Regions from separate parts of the Homo sapiens genome. Here region 1 is linked to region 2. A link is a contact called in ENCODE Hi-C or POLR2A ChIA-PET data. All regions are on one chromosome and are shown on one strand. Each heading gives the region's core, a stretch centred on a gene start or an enhancer-like site at or near the end of the contact. The rest is flanking DNA. Distances are from core to core; before and after follow the strand shown.

What was found. Hi-C counts contacts between places; a loop is a spot of excess contacts on that map. ChIA-PET counts read pairs that join two places held with the same protein, here RNA polymerase II (POLR2A). Pooled maps may share reads with other maps.
Region 1: a pooled map shows a loop between it and region 2 (7-fold over the local background). The contact joins the promoter of TPST2 here to the enhancer-like site in region 2. A Hi-C loop is called at or near these places in 1 of 168 maps with a recorded cell type or tissue (CD8-positive, alpha-beta T cell) and 5 of 50 pooled maps. POLR2A ChIA-PET finds 5 or more read pairs at or near these places in 1 of 52 experiments (activated CD4-positive, alpha-beta T cell).

Annotation. Positions count from the first base shown.
Region 1 is chr22:26,588,794-26,592,971 of GRCh38, forward strand. TPST2 (tyrosylprotein sulfotransferase 2) reads right to left here and starts at 1,339. Exons shown (of 7, transcript NM_003595.5): 1 at 1,260-1,339. It also overlaps a transcript of CRYBA4 not described here. RefSeq lists enhancers at 537-1,037, 1,554-1,693, 3,990-4,139 and silencers at 884-1,063, 1,074-1,443.
Region 2 is chr22:25,075,115-25,079,515 of GRCh38, forward strand. The region is part of intron 6 of KIAA1671; the gene reads left to right. Among named protein-coding and RNA genes, the nearest start is that of KIAA1671-AS1, 35 kb to the right of the region's middle. Within about 2 kb of position 1,342, at least 2 of the 41 ENCODE cell types and tissues checked have a DNase peak (open chromatin) inside an H3K27ac peak, as active enhancers do; they include CD8-positive, alpha-beta T cell, where a contact is called at or near this core.

The DNA of each region.
Region 1 (4,178 bases), core at 89-2,588, 1.5 Mb after region 2:
TGTTCAAATCCAGAAGCCTACCCTCGCCAGCAGACCACCCTGCTGAGATGAAAGGGTTATCACATGGAGGCTAGGGAGAGGTGTCCACCCACAGCCCAGTCTGGCAGACAGACATGCAAGGGAATGTCTGTTGGGAAGTGAGAAAAAGGGCTGGCTAACTCTGTGGGGTTCAAAACAGGAAGCACCCAACAATACCAGGAGAATGCCAGGGAAGGCTTCCCGGAGGAGGTGCTGCTTGAGGGGGCTTCTGTAGGATAAGTAGGAGTTCAACAGCCCGCCTCCTCAACATCCCCAAGGACATTAAGTCAGGAGGCCTGTGAGTGAGTTTCAGCTCTGCCACATCCTAGCTGTGAATCCTAGGGTCACGGGCAGGTGACCTCTCCAAGCCTCAGTCTCCCCATCTGTAAAAGGGGAAGGGGGCAAGAGGTTAGGCACGGTTCTTTCTAATGACTCTGCTGAGGTGGATGGTTCCTTCCCTAGGGAACGGGCCTTTGAGTGGGAATGCCAGACCTCGACCTCTGTCCCATCTAACAACGACTCTGCCAGGTCAGGCGTGCTCAGCCTCTGAGCCCATGCTCCCAGTCCCCTGCTACCAGTCCCAGTCCCGGCTTTCCGGGCACCTCCCATCCAGCTCACACCGAGAAGCGGAGTTTACGGAGGGAGGTTGGGGGTTGGGGTGGGATCCTCGGGTCAAATTCCTCTCCACTCCTCACCAGTGACCTCCAAGTTCACTAGGGCTCCCCAACCCAGTGCTCCCAGCGCCCACCTCCCCAGCCGACGATTTCCGCCCCCAACGCCTCCACTTCTGACGCTCCTCGCAACTCCACGGCTGCTGCAAGTTAACTTCCACGCGCCCTGGCGCCCGCCTGGGGGTCCCCGCGCGCCTGGGCGAGGTTGGGGACTCCGGAGGCGGGGACGCGCCGCCCTCCCCCCCAGTCCCCCCGCCAACAGACGCTGAGCGTCTCCCAGGCGCTGGGTCCGAAGCGGGAAGCGTGGTAACGGGGGCCCGGTGGATGCCGCACCCCGCGGAAAGCGCTCGGGACGCCGAGCGGGTGCGGATCCCAGAACCGCGCGCCCGCGCCGCCTGCCTGCCTCCCAGATCCCAGCTCCCAGCCCCGGAGCCCGAGCAGTCGCGCCGGGCCCGGAGGCAGCCGCCAGGACGGAGGGCTGCCAGGCGCCCGAGGCCGACCCGCACGGCCCCCAGCCCGCGCCCCCGGTTGCAACCCGAGGCCACCCCCTGCCGCCCCAGGGCCACCTACCGTGGCGAGACGCGGCGAGGCAGCCCCACGCACCCAGCGACTCCCGGCTCTCCAGCCGCCCCAGCCGGGGAAGGGGGAGGTGCCCGCGCGGGGGCGGGGCCGCGGCGACGTGACGTACGGGGGCGGGCCCGATACGCGGCCCCGCCCCGCCCCGCCCCATCCCCTCCACTGCGCCTCGGGACCGCGAGGTGAGCAGAGGCTGGTCGGGAAGTTTCCCGGAGGCTCGCCCCGGGAACCCCGCCCCGCCGCCCTGGAAGCCCCTGTCTGCTCGCTGGCTTACCCCTAGGACGGGCAGCTCACCACTTCTCCCGGTCAGTTCTGTTTAAGAGAAGTTCCTTTCTGCCTGTAAGCAATGAAGTGGAATGATCACCAAAAAGTGGTGTAAGAAAAGAAAAGTAGACCCGCAGCGGGGTGTATTCGTGCTACTGTTTGTGTAAAACACAGAAAAAAGAAAGGGGTGGTCTGATGTATAGTCATACACACCAGTGGTTTTGGAGGGAGTTTTTGTGGATATACCACATTCTCTCCATTTATCAGGGATTTTGCCCTGACATCCCTCCACCACCACGACATTTGGCAATCTCTGAAGACATTTTTGGTTGTCATAACTGGGGAAGTGGAGAGGCGATACTGGCATCTAGTGAGTAGAGGCCTGGAATGCTGCTAAACATTCTGCGGTGCATAGGACACCCTTTCCACCCCCAGCCCTGCCACTACCCCCCCAAAAAAAACCCTGCAAAAAATGCCGAATAGCGTAAAGGTTGTGAAGCCCTGATATACACAAATGAAACAAAACTCCTGACTGATAAATCTTAGCACAGTCTAAGTTCTATAACCTTTCAGTGCTTCTGCTTCTTCATGTGTAAAATTGGAAAAATAATAGAGCTATCTATGCATCGTATGCTTGTGCATTGAATACCTGAAGAAAAGGTAGGGTAGGCATGCAGGCTTACTTTTCATTGTGAACTTTGGTTCTTTGTTCTCTTTTAACTTTCTATTTGCCATATGTATATATTATCTGTTTAAAATAAATTTCTGGGTCAGGTGCATGGCTCACACCTGTGATTCTAGCACTTTGGGAGGCGAGGCGGGCGGATCACTTGAGGCTAGGAGTTCAAGACCAGCCTGGCCAAAATGGTGAAACCTCGTTTCTAATAAAAATACGAAAATGACTTTGGGAGGCCAAGGTGGGTGGATCACATGAGGTCAGGAGTTCGAGACCAGCCAGGCCAACATGGCGAAACCCTGTCTCTACTAAAAATACAAAAATTAGCCGGGTGTGGTGGTACATGCCTGTAGTCCCAGCTACTCAGGAGGCTGAGACAGGAGAATCGCTTGAACCTGGGAGGCAAGGGTTGCAGTGAGCTGAGATTGCACTGCACTCCAGCCTGGGCAACAAGTGAGACTCTGTCTCAAAAAAAAAAAAAAAAATGCAATCCCAGCACTTTGGGAGGCCGATGCGGGTGGATCACCAGGTCAGGAATCCAAGACCAGCCTGACCAATATGGTGAAACCCTGTTTCTACTAAAAATACAAAAATTAGCTGGGCATGGTGGTGCATGCCTGTAGTCCCAGCTACTCAGGAGGCTGAGGCAGAAGAATCGCTTGAACCCAGGAGGTGGAGGTTGCAGTGAGCCAAGATCGCACCACTGCACTCCCACCTGGGCGACAGAGTGAGACTCCGTCTCAAAAAAAAAAAAAAAAAATGAGCAGGGCATGGTGCTGCTCACCTGTAATTCCCCCTACTTGGGAGGCTGAGGCACGAGAATTGCTTGAACCCAGGAGGCAGAGGTTACAGTGAGTGTAGATCGCACCACTGCACTCCATCCTGGGTGAGTACACACACACACACACACACACACACACACACACACACAGAAACTAGGGCACACAGATATTAAGTAATTTGCCCATGGCCAGCCACATGTTCATTCATTGGTCATTCATTAATTCATTCATGTGTCCAATAAATAGTTAGTGCTTGCCTTATGGAAAATGCTGGGACTGATAAAGCTGCCTCCATGGAGCCAGCCATTACTGGTCTGGAAACAATACAACAACATTACATAGTGTTTATTGCGTGCATGTTAGAGACTTCATATGACTGATTTGATAGACACATAGATTAAACACCAGCAGGGTGTTTTATAATGTCCTTTTGTGGATGAAAAAAATGGAGTTCAGAGGAAGAGGTGTGAATGGGGGCATTTGTTTAATAACATTCTAGCAATGGCATTTCCTGAGCTCTCTATGCTAGGCACAGATTCAGCAGCTAACAGGGGGACAAAGGTCCAAGTTGGGGAAGCTAGATCCTTCAACAAGCCTTCACAGTAAAGTGAGCACCTGTAACTGATGAGGCAGGAGCAGCAGAGATTAACCTGGTCCAGGGAGGGAGGGCCAGGCGTGTGTATACATGCCAGAGGCATGGGTGGGGATCCTTGGAAGAGTGCACTGGTCACAGAATCTAGCAGGTGCAAAGGCCTAGCAGGAAGGAAGCGAGCCTGGGGCCTTGCATGAAGTGCAGAGTGGACAGGATGTGGTGGAGGTGAGAGAAGAGATCAGAGGTGTCTGCAGGGCTGGATGCTGCAGAGCTTTGTGGGCTGTGGGAAGGAGTCGGGGCTTTTCTCTTGCAGTGATGGAGAGACAGGGAAGGTGTTCAACAGGGGAAGGGCATGGGGAGCCTGACTTTCTGCAAAGATCCCTCTGGTGCTGTGTGAAGAAGAAACAGGCAGAAACTGGTTTGGAGGGTGTTGAAATAATTCAGGAACCCAGAGAGGGGATGTGGGCATGGAGGGGGTGTTTTGGTTCCGGAGAGGTTTGGAAGACAGAATTGGCAGATCTCAGTTGAGAGGCTAAGGAGGAGGATCAGAATGATCGTCTTGTTGTCTAGGTTGGGACTTCTCTCAGTACCCCTAGCTC
Region 2 (4,401 bases), core at 92-2,591:
TCCAGACTAAATTCCAGTGGGGGTGATTTTCCCCTGCAAGGGACATTTGGCAATGTCTGGAGACATGTTTGATTGTCACAGCTGAGGACAGGGGTGCTACTGGCATATGGTGGGTAGACACCAAGGATGCTGCTTTACATCCTATAACGCACAGGACAGGTCCTTCCCTCCCCTCCCCTCGACAGCACCAAGAATGATCCTGGCCAAAGTGTCAATTGTGACAAGGCTGAGAAACCTTGTCTTATTCTACTTTCACCAGTTTTGTCACGAATGTTCTTTTTTGGTTCCAGGATCTAGTTCAGGGTCCCACATTGTATTTTTTCGCTTTTAGTTTCATCCCTAGTAGGGCCTCATCACTGCCAGCTGAATGAGTGAATCAGTGCGCATCTTTTTTTTTTTGAGATGGAGTCTCTGTCACCCAGGCTGGAGTGCAGTGGCGTGATCTCGGCTCACTGCAACCTCTGCCTCCTGGGTTCAAGCGATTCTCCTGCCTCAGCCTCCCAAGTAGCTGGGACTACAGGCACGTGCTACCACACCCAGCTAATTTTTTGTATTTTTATTTTTAGTAGAGATGGGGTTTCACCGTGTTAGCCAGGATGGTCTCTATCTCCCAAAGTGCCAGGATTACAGGCGTGAGCACTGCACCCAGTCATCAGTGCGCATCTTTTTTTTTTTTTTTGAGACAAAGTCTCACTCTTGTTCCCAGGCTGGAGTGCAGTGGCGCGATCTCGACTCACTGCAACCTCCTCCTCCCGGGTTCAAGCGATTCTCCTGCCTCAGCCTCCCGAGTAGCTGGGATTACAGGCGCCTGCCACCATGCCCGGCTAATTTTTGTATTTTTAGTAGAGATGGGGTTTCACTGTGTTAGCCAGGCTCGTCTCGAACTCCTGACCTCAGGTGATCCACCCGCCTTGGCCTCCCAAAATGCTGGGATTACAGGCGTGAGCCACTGCACCCAGCCTGTCAGTCCTTATCTTTTTGTGTGTCCACTGGCAGCATAAAAAAATCTGCCATGTTATTTAAAAAGTTTGTAACCATGATATTTAATAGCTGCTTAATATTCCTACCTGTTGTCAGCCTTGGTTTATGGGGTACTGGTTTCATTTACTTTGGATATATACCCAGAAGAGGGATTGGTGAATCTAGTAGCCAATTCTTTGTGGTTGGAAACTTAGGTTATTCCCAGGTGTTTATTGTATGCATAATTGTTCCCCGCCTTAAATCTTGATTCACATTTCGAGCTGTCTCCTGTGTCAGCTTCTTAGAAGTGGGGCCAAGCGTGGGCTGCAACAGGTTTTCTGCAAAGTTGTCACTTGGTGGTGGGATGTTTTTAGCTTCCTGTTGGCAGCCTGAGTCCTTCTCATAGCTGCACTTCTCTTCTGGGGGGAGAAACCACTATCACCATCAAGCTTGGTGCTGGTCCAGCAACAGTTGGGGCATGGGGAGAGAGATTAAGTTTCTCTTTCAAACTATTAGTAAGAATAGCTGAGGGCTACAGCCTCTGGTGTGGCTGTTGTGAGTTATTTAATCTCCTTTGTTGCTGAGATAACCTCGCCAGACGGTCCCAAGGCCTGTGGCCTTGCTAGGGGCATCAAGCTGCTCTCTTGGGGTTATCAATTACAGCAGTAGTAATTAGTGATATAAGCAATAGTCATATGATGATAAAAGTCACCATCACCACCACCACTCCTACTGAGTGCTCACAAAATCCTGAGCCTGTACTAAACGCCTTTCAGAGGGGTCTCATTATATCCTTATAAGAACCCCAATGGGTTGATCTCATTATTACCTGCATTTTGCAATTAGGGAAACTGAGGCCTTGAAAGGCTAGGTATCTCCTCCAAGGTCCCCGGCTAGGAAGTGCTAGAGCCTGTATTTGAACCCAGCTCTCCCTCTATTATTTTTACTACTTCGTGGAGTCTGATCTTCTGGTTTCTCAGATGGGGAAACTGAGGCCCATGGTGTTGAAGCAACTTCCCAGCCTACAGGAAAGCTTTCTATGCATATCAAGCTTTGCAACGAGGAGGATGACAGAAGAATGTGGCACTAGGCGAGGCGGGGCTCTGGAGGGAGAACCCTGGCCTAGAATCCTGGCCCTGTCTCTACTGGGTGTGTGGCTTTTGGTAAATCACATCATGGCTGTGGGCATCAGTTTCCCTCTCTATAAGTGGCAGTGGTCAGCCCCACCTTGGAGGAACTGTGCTGAGGATTAGCTAAGAATAAGGGGCATTAGTGTCCTTGGCACAGGGCTGGACTTAGAGTGGGCATTTAATATGGAGATGGTGTTTGTTGGGAGCTGGGGAGGGCTCTGATATAATGGCAGGGACCCCCACCTCCTGTCCCATGCTCTTCCCAGCTGCCTCTCCAGCCCCGCCCAGGGTCTGTGAGGCTGACTCTCGCAGGCTTCCTCTACTCCAGCCTCCCATGGCAGAGGTGGCTGCTTTCAGTGTAGTGAGGAACTGCTGAGTGGCCCGTGGGGCGTGACACCCCAGCTGGGGCTTCTGATAGCTTCTTGGGGAAGGTGCAGATCCCTCACCTGCCCTTTTAAGATCCTCCTGCAGGGTCCGTGTTCCATGCCTTGGTCTCCCTGGAGATGGGAAATCACTGTGGTTTTCATTGTGTTTCTAAGCTTCATGTCCCCACGTTTGACTCTGTGACCAGATTTTTGAATGGAAAAAATCTAAATGTGGTTAGTTCCACTGTTTTCTCCCCAGACCCTCTTGCTACTTGTTCATTTGGCTGTGGCCCTCACTCAGCGTGTAATCACCTCTAGGTGACAGTAGTAATAATAATAGTCATGAAACAGCAAAAGATATTATCCTCTTTGACGCTAAGTGCCTCAGTGTGTGGGATCTTGATTAATCCTCACAAATAGCCCTGAGGGGTGGATTTTATTATTATTTTACCGAAGAGAAAACTGAGATTCTGAGAGGCTGAGTAACCACCAGATATGCAACAGCTGGCCAGGGGCAGAGCTGGGATTTGAACTTGGAAATCTGACTCCAAAGCTAATTTGATGACTACATGCAGTCTCTGTCAGGCAGGGAGGTTGCTTGTGTGTTTACCACTGAACTCTCAGCCCTTGGCCCAGTGCCTGGCACATAATAGGTGCTTAATAGATGTGGGCTGGCCAGGTGCAGTGGTTCACGCCTGTAATCCCAAGACTCTGTGAGATCAAAGCGGGAGGATTGCTTGAGCCCAGGAATTTGAGACCAGCTTGGGTAACACAGCAATACTCAGTCTCTACAAAAGAATTTTTTTTTGAATAGCCAAGTATAATGGTGTACGCCTATAATCTCAAATACTCAGCAGGCTGAGGCAGAAGGATCACCTGAGCCCAAGAGTTCGAGGCTGCAGTAAGCTAGGATTGTACCACTGCTTCCCAGCCTGGGAGACAGAGCAAGACCCTGTCTCAAAAAGAAGTAAAAAATAAAAATAGATGTGGGCTGATGGACCACCCTGTTGACCTGACATGTTGAAAGCTATTGTGGGGACAAATGGCCTTATCGTAGTGCCTGGCACTCCATACGCACACCGTAAGCAATTACTGTTACCAGCTTCTGAATCTCAGATCATAGTGGCTTCAGTTTGTGCCAAGGGTCTGGTTTGGCTTTGTCTCAGCAATGTCTGTGGCTGAAATAGAAGAACTGACTATTTTTGTGCTGTTTGAGTTGGGCCTGAGGTTTGGGCCATGGAACAGTTTGCATCATGAGAGATTTTCATCTGACTTGAGCTGTGGGCGCCTTTTTAGACCCAGTCATGGAGGCAAAAACGGGCTTGGAGTCAGTCTCTCCTGGCTTCTATTCCCTACTGGGCCACTTATTAATAGAGCATGGGGCCTCGAGCAAATCTCTTAGCCCTCCCAGAAACTCAGTTTTGCCATCTATAGAGTAGAAATATTGATAGCAACTTCCTCGTGGGTTGGCCTGAGGACTCAGTGAGGCGATGCAAACAAAGCCAGGCATACAGTAGGTGCTGAATAAGTGGTGGCAGCCGATGCTGGTGCTAGGCACCTGATGTGTCCTCAGTTCAGTTCAGTTGCATGCACCAGGCCCTGTTCTAAAGGTTTGGGATACATCAGTGCACAAGACAGCCATGTTTCCTGCCCCAGGGACTAACTTTTTTTTTTTTTTGAGATGGAGTCTCGCTCTGTCGCCCAGGCTGGAGTGCAATGGCACCATCTCGGCTCACTGCAACCTCCGCCTCCTGGGTTCAAATGATTCCCCTGCCTCCGCCTCCTGAGGACCTGTGATTATAGGGGCCCGGCCAGAATTAACATTCTAGTGGGGTGTTCAGGCAATCAACAATGGGTATGTGTAAGAACGTTGTATAGTATGTCAGGAGGTGGGCTGTGCTGGGGAAAGACAGAAGGAACCAGGTAAGAAGGTTCTGGAGGGCTTG